3 separate regions of the Mus musculus genome follow, and all the other regions are linked to region 1. A link is a loop called in an ENCODE intact Hi-C map of the cell type or tissue named here. Cell type or tissue: heart. All regions are shown on one strand.

The links. Hi-C counts contacts between places; a loop is a spot of excess contacts. Peaks named below come from ENCODE experiments on the same cell type or tissue, not always from the same donor. Only the 100,000 strongest peaks of a DNase experiment are listed, where the experiment ranks them.
Region 2: a loop joins it to region 1, with 3 times the contacts of the local background. A loop is called at or near these places in 4 of 42 quality-filtered maps.
Region 3: it touches region 1 in a loop (10-fold over the local background); 10 of 42 quality-filtered maps call a loop at or near these places.

The regions. Positions count from the first base shown.
Region 1 is chr2:178,425,138-178,427,637 of GRCm38, forward strand. No RefSeq gene overlaps it. Among named protein-coding and RNA genes, the nearest start is that of Gm35532, 3.2 kb to the right of the region's middle. In heart, a CTCF peak has its summit at 1,217 (motif pointing right); no DNase peak of the experiment used is centred here; H3K27ac peaks cover 373 bases.
Region 2 is chr2:178,573,689-178,576,188 of GRCm38, forward strand. No RefSeq gene overlaps it. Among named protein-coding and RNA genes, the nearest start is that of Gm40031, 60 kb to the right of the region's middle. In heart, a CTCF peak has its summit at 1,344 (motif pointing right); no DNase peak of the experiment used is centred here; H3K27me3 peaks cover 684 bases.
Region 3 is chr2:178,664,056-178,666,555 of GRCm38, forward strand. It overlaps Gm35695 (predicted gene, 35695), which reads left to right. Exons shown (of 4, transcript NR_166157.1): 4 at 1,089-1,452. Among named protein-coding and RNA genes, the nearest start is that of Gm35695, 5.9 kb to the left of the region's middle. In heart, a CTCF peak has its summit at 1,146 (motif pointing left); no DNase peak of the experiment used is centred here; H3K27me3 peaks cover 738 bases.

The DNA.
Region 1 (2,500 bases):
GACTTTTGGAGGAGAGTAGATACCGTTCACATCTCCTCCAGGAGGGAATTTTAGCAACACCGTGGTACAATGAGCTCACACCTTAACTCACACATCTAGAAGATAATCAGCTTTTGAGGGCAGTCCGGGTAGAGGCGTGGTCTGCCGTAAGCCTTCCCAAAGATCTTCCTAAAGTTACTTCTGACAGGGAAGCCTCTTAGGACGCCAAATCGTGGTGATGGTGGTGCTGGGTTAGAAATGGTTCTCTGATATTAGCCAAAGTAACCAAATTGGAAGTATAAAATCCAGGCTTCTATTGTGCATGTAGCTGTTGGGAGGGGGTGGGGGGGGGACTAGGGGAAGCCACCAGAAAGTCCCAGATGCCAGAAAAACAAGAGGCTCCCAACAGGGATGACATTAATTGAAATACCCAACAAAGAGGAGAGAGAGCCTGTAGAGACCATATCCAGAGGTTAGACACAGCCCCCAGTTGAGGGATGGGGTCCACCCACTCATCACAAAATTTTAACCCAGAATTATTCCTGTCTAAAGGAAATACAGGGAAAAATTATTAAGCAGAGACTGAAGGAAAGGCCATCCAGAGACTTCCTCACCCAGGAATCCATCCCATATGCAGCCACCAAACCCAGACACTTCTTGATGCCAAGAAGTGCTTGCTGACAGGAGCCTGATGTAGCTGTCTCCTGTGATGCTCTGCTAGAGCCTGACCAATACAGATGTGGATGCTTGCAGCCAACCATCAGACTGAGTACAGGAACCCCAAGGAGGAGTCAGGGGAAGGACTGAAGGAGCTGAAGGGGTTTGCAACCCCATAGGAAGAACAACAGTATCAACCAACCAGACCTCCCAGAGCTCCCAGGGACTAAACCAACAACCAAAGAGGGATCCATGGCTCCAGCTGCATACGTAGCAGAGGATGGCCTTGTCTAGAATCAATGGGAGGGGAAGCCATGGGTCCTGTGAAGGTTTGATGCCCCAGCATAGAGGGCAGTGGAGCAGGAGTGGAGTACACCCTCATAGAAGCAAGGTGGGAGGGGCAGTGTACTGGGAGATTTTCGGAGGGGAAACCTGGAAGGGGGACAACATTTGAAATGCAAATAAACAAAATAACCAATTTAAAAAAAAAAAAAGCAAAGAAGAAAACTAAAAAAAAAAAAAAAAAGAAAGAAAAAAAAGTTCGTGAATGGCAGTTATTTTAGCAGTTGCTCCTCCATCCTCCACTAGGTGGTGACCAAACCTTTTGAGACCCTGATGAAATCTGTTATTGTCTTCTAATGGAGCAAACCTTTGTAGTAAAATCAAAACAGAATGGGGAGCAGAAGAATGCTTGGCTTCCGACACAAGCAGGTCCTTCACTGTCCTCTGCCACCAGAGATTAGATAAATTAGATACATTCCTAGGTGTGGTTAACAACAGTGGGGCATTCTCGGGTGTCCCGTAATCACAAGGCCCACCCTGCCTAGCAGATGTGAAATGACATCATCATTTATAAAATCTTGACAGAGAACCCACTTTGATAAAACATCAATAAATACACCTACACTTATCGATGTAATATTTACTTAGTGATAACAAGGCTTTAAATAAACGTGGAATATTAAAATGGACTGCTGCGAATTCAATTGTGAAGCTTGGATATGTTTAAACTCATGGGGCTCAGGAAGTGACACCCTGAACAGAGGGGTTCAGAAGTGAGATCTTTCTGACCTAATCTCTGTACTCCTTCTCTCTGAGGTAAGCCATAAAAGCTAGACCCGGAAAGCGACTGGAAACCAGGAGTACTTTTCTCTCCATCCATGGCCTTCCTGTGCAAGAGCTGGCCGAGAAGACTGTCTCCTGTCCTTACCTCAAAGACTGAGCCCCTCCCTGGTGTCACACGAGCACTTCTGCAGGACTGTGCAGGCTTCCTTACACAAAACAGTACACACACACACACACACACACACACACACACACACACACACACTGCCCTGAGCCATGGCATCTTCTGAAGACTCCTGGTCAAGGCAAAGCTATTGTGTTTTTGCCTGTCACCTGTCTTTTCTTGCATGCGTATACCTAGACCTTTATACTGGGTGACCACAGGACCACACCTTTCTGCATCTGTAGAGAAAGCAGCACAGTGTCACAGTCCTAAGGGTCACCTTGAGTTTTATGCTGCTCTTGCTGTGGACCTCCCCAGGCAATGGGGCATCTACATTTTGATAGAGCCTTGACACCCACAAGCTGAAGAACCTGCGTTTCTAGTGCACAGGTTGCGTTGCTGCTGTTGCACTGGCTCTGGGTTCGGATCTCAGGACTCACAACAGTGGCTCATAGTTGTCTGTAACTTCATTTGCAGGGGATCTGGCCCTTCCAGCTTCCCTGGGAATGGTGTGCATAACGGTGCACTTGTGTGCATGCAGGCAAAACACCCATACACATTAAAGTGTCAAGACCTTTTTAAAAAGAAGAAAGATGTCTTTATTGAGAACTTGATATGGGAAAATCATCTAGAAGC
Region 2 (2,500 bases), 150 kb after region 1:
GTCCTCTTGGGTATCCCTGTACTCGAGAACCTAGTCAATGGAAGCCTCTTGGAGCAGGCATCTCCCTGGGAACCTGTTTGTATCTAGGTATGACGGAGAGTTCTGGCTCTCTGCCAGGTCAGGAGATCTTAGACCAGGACATATCCCTGTCAGAGTGATGCTTCAGGCTGGTGCGGACACACCTGACACCTGGTTCCCAGCCTGGTGCTACTCCAGGAGTCCACTGGCCTAGAAGCCAGAGCATTTAGAGGGGTATTAATGGGCATGGTGGCTAGCCTAGAGGAAGGGTTGTGGCACAGGGCAATCTTAGTGCGCTTGGGAGTAGAGAGCTCCTCATATGGGATAGAGAACTCCTCCTAAGGAAAGAGAGTCCTCCCAGGGCAAGAGTTTTCCTAGGGATAAAGAGTCCTCCAGGAGACAAGGAATCCTCCCAGGATACAGAGAATCCTCCCAAGGAAAGGGAATCCTCCTACGAGTGATAATGTACTGGCAGGAAATTGGCTTCCATGCACACACCCATCCTACTGCCAGACCTGGAGCACACTGATGAATTAAACATCAGGAACAACAGTGAATGTGATATCTGAGACCAACACCAGTCACCTGAAGCGAGCTGGCCTCAGGAAAGCCACATACGTGTGCCTCTCGCTAGTGATGTTCTCATTCCAACAAAGTCCCAGCAATCACCCCCACCCCCACAGTGACACCATGTCTGGTGTATCCGAATCGTTTTACGTCCTCTGCCTAACACAGCATTAACATTTGATAGTAGCCCTAAAAAAATGTAATTACACAAACAAATTAAGATGCCATCGTGTTACCAATCAAAGGACGGTAACTTCACCGGCCTGGTGTTGCCTGAGAGCCTACGAATTAGTCAGCCTGTCAGGGGCTGAGCCACTCCCCTTGTTGCTTCATATTAAATAATTGAAAGCCGCTCTTTCCCACCAGCAAACAGCTGTCTCCTGCTTTAATGCTGTTCCTTCTGGTACTGAGCTCAGCAGATCAGTTTGCCGTGGGTATGTGTGACTGGGACTGGGACATGGGGGTAGAAGGGGGTGCTGCATTGTAAGCCAGGTGAGGCCGGGGTTTGCTGATCAGTGTTGTGGGTTAGCTGGGATGAGGGCAAAATCCACAGGAGCCCACAGGAACCCACTGCCCCATGGGGTAACAGCACCTGGAAGCCAGGAGTACAGCGGCAAGCAGATAGAGAGAGAACGTGAGTGCCCTTGGTCTGGAACAGAAGGAGCTAAATAAAGAATACGAACCATGAAATGACTGTCCCCAATCTATTTCCTAAGAATTGCCTTGCCATCTAAACTCTAAGAATTAAATTTGGGTACACCACCACCAGGTGGCAGCATGCACTCTTAAAAATATGTTTTGTTCAAATCTATCTCTGGTGTTCTTGGCAGAGGAGAGTCTGAGAGACCTGGGCATTGTGGAGTGGCAGAGCTCAGAGGCTCACAAAGTGATAGGAACTTGTATTTTACAATCTGTCCTTAATGACAGATTGGGGACAGGCCGATTTTAATAGTGGAGTGATAGTTAACAAAGGGGAAAAAAACCTTATCTAACACGAACCTATAACTCTTTATTATTCCAGTTATTAAAATTAATGGAAATAAATAACAAGATGGCTGTTAAGTAAGCAAGAAATAATATTATGTTTTGTTATTAAATGAAGCAAAGACTTCCAAATACCTTCTAGCTTATGTGACCAAAATTGCAGGGCAAAGCAAGAGCCCTGTATACAAACTATGAAGAGAGCTTTTCCGTTTGACATGGAAATGGGAGCTCCTCCCCACAGCCCTGCTCCACGGCATTAAAGCAATTTTACCCAGGTTGCTCTAAGCCTCTCTGCCCGTGCCTGCCCCATATTTCAAATGTCTCAGCCGTCGCTTGCCACTAGGGAACTTCTTATGCAATACTCTCTGCAGGTTCCTCAGCCAACAGGGACTCCCGTCTTGTACTCAGGCACCCCTACTCTTGAGGGATATAACTTGCCAAACTAGAGCTGAGGCTGCCAGGCAATCATCAAGGGCTGGGGCAGGGGGAGCATGGTGTCAACCTCATAGCTCTCTGCACATGGCTCAGAGGCTTCCTGGTCTCTGGCCAATCAAACCTGAGGCATCTTGTCTCTGAATGCTTGCTAAAAGAGAGCGAGAGGGAGAAGATCCTGTGACCATGGTGTCCTCCCTCAGCACAGCCAGCTCCGCGTCACCCCTCTCAACCATTCCCACTCAGCGCAGAACACAAAGTGCAGGGAGCCATGCCATATGTATGGCACTGTCACAGGTCCTTCTGACACACCCCCCTCTGGCGTCTCCCTTGTTGCGCTTGCTGCTGTTGTACTGAGTACGACTCCAGGTGCTGCTATTTAACCAACATAGCTTAAGACTCTTTTGTGTTCAGGTGGCTGATGTTTGCCAGGAAAATCACATTAAAGGCTTCTAACCCCCCGAGCAGTCATGTCCATTTCCATAGTCACTCTCTGACA
Region 3 (2,500 bases), 240 kb after region 1:
TGTCCACTAGGATCCCCAGTCATACTTACCCATCTCATGTCTGCTCAGATTCCCTGTCATTTGGGACAGATACAGAAACCTAGAGTCTTGGAGGTCTGATTCTATCTAGAGGCCACAACCCTGGGCCTTAGTATCTTCACTTGTGTGCTGTGCGATGGTGACTCTCCTTCTTCCTCCCAACAGACTCAGGAAAATGTGTTCTCCTCCTTGCTATCATGGAATAGAGATTACCTTGTTTCTGTAGCCATGGCAACCAATTAAACAGAGCAGTGGTGAGGTAGCTAGGTGTATGGTAATGGCAATAGTAATGGAGATATTTATTGATACGCCCAAACAGGAAGAGAGGAGAGGGCCACCCGAGCTGCCTGTGTTCCATGCATGGTTCCCCTTCCCTTTCCCCAGCTGAGGTGGTCTTGTGGTGAGCTGGAGTGTACAGGATCGAGGTTAGCTAGCTGATGAAAGGGGGGTTCTAGGCTTCAGCCTTTGTGAATGTCATCATCCTTGGTGGGTTGAGACTTTACTGGGATACAGCTTTGGGGTTCCCCACACCCACTGATGCTGTGTAGGCAAGCCAAAAGACTCATTGGTCCCTTAAAGTTGATGTTGGTGGAGTCCTTACTCTGGTGTCGAGTCTGGGGTAAAGACATGTCTATTCACATCTCCATAGGCAGGAAAACCTAGGGCAGCAGCAGGGGCACTGGAAAGCTGTGGGAGAGCGCTGAGGTGCTGTCAGCAGGAACAGTGCAGGTACAGTTCTTGCCTACACTTGTTTCTCCCAGCAGTCTGAGAACCTGATTCTGACCCAGTCTGGTGTTTTCCATTCCCCACCTCAGAAGCAAATTAAGGGCGGAGGGAGGGGGGACAGGTCTGTATTGGCTTACAGTCTAACAAGGTGGGGAAGACCGCAGCCCAAGTGTATGCTAGCTTTCTGTATTGTATTGTATTGTATTGTATTGTATTGTATTGTATTGTATTGTATTGTATTGTATTGTATTGTATTGTAGTCAGGAAGCAGAGGCTAGATAGGAATCAGGACCAGTCTAAATAGTGTCAAGGCCCACCTCCACTGACCCACTTCCTCTTTCTAGGCTCCACCATCTGAAGTTTCCATAGTCTCTTGAACAGCGCCACCTGCTGGAGACAGAGTCTTCAGGCACACGAACCTCTCTCAGGGTTGGGATTCCACATCCAAACCGCAGAAGCTGGTCTTGCCAGCCTGCTGTCAGCCTCTCAGCTCTGGCCACTCCATCCAAGGACCGCTGCTGTCTGCTAGCAGGGTGAGGAAGATTTAAGATGTCATCTGTCCCCATCAGTGCCCTAAGTATACAGGGCTGAGTGGTTGCTCTCAAGCTGTTCCCACCGGGCAATGGAACCATTCCTTACTTACTGGTTTATTAACAAAAAAACATTTCCTAACTCACTATTGTAATAATAATGATTATTGCAATTCAAGGCTGTCTGAATTACTATTTTTTATCTTCTATTACCAGTGTCATTAATAATATGTGAAGGTCTATGCATCTCCATCCTGAAGTTTTGAGCCACCTGAGCCAGCCATGGGGATATTTGTACTTACTCTGTCCTGTAAGGGAGCTCTTGGGACTTGGTGTCACCAGGCCAGCCTGGTGCAGAGTTGTATCCCTGAAGGTATACCCAGGTAGCTGAATGTCTCTGTCTCCTGCCACATCCTTGACCACATACCACATAGCCATGGGCAACTTGTGAGATCCTTGTGAAACAGGGGTGGATATGGGGCCTCTGGAGGGATTCTGTCTTTGGAGGAGTTTTGTGATTGTGGTAAACAGCACAGAACAAGAGGAGAGATGGGACATGATTGTCACTGACTTTTGTGCCTCTTAAGGCATCTGGGGGAATGGGAATGGTATTTGCAGAGTCTCTGCATAGACTCAAGAAAGTTGATGCCTTTCATGAAGCCTCCGTCACCATGAGTTAAGGCTAATAAAAAGTAAAATGTACACTAGAGATCTTGGTATCATTCTGTCAAATTATTCTATGCTATTGAAAATAATTCCAAAGTCAAGCATTTTCAGGAATAAGGTTTGAATTACACTCTAATCAGGACTTCGTGGGGTCTAGAACAGGACATCTGCAGAAGTACTGACATGCACGCACTCAGACAGCAGTCAACTGGAGATCTGCAGCAGCTCCCAGCCTGGGCCTCCTTGTCTGGCAGGTCCATATCACCCCTGTCCAGGTTCCTTGGCCCCGAGAGTCAACTTCAGCACTCAGGCTTGGATTCATCCTTAAAATAATCACTTCTCCGATTCGGTCGATGCCATCCTAATCCACACACCCCTACCCGCTCTTGATTTCTCTGGAGCCGACAACTGGTGAGATCCTCTCAAATGAATCTTGAACGTGCAGAACTCAAGGCTGACTGTCCCCCAAGTATTCTATGGTTTGCCACAATGGGTCCTTATTCCTCTGTTTTTGCTAGCTGGACAGGGGCAGGCTGTAGGAAGAGCACGGTTGCACAGAG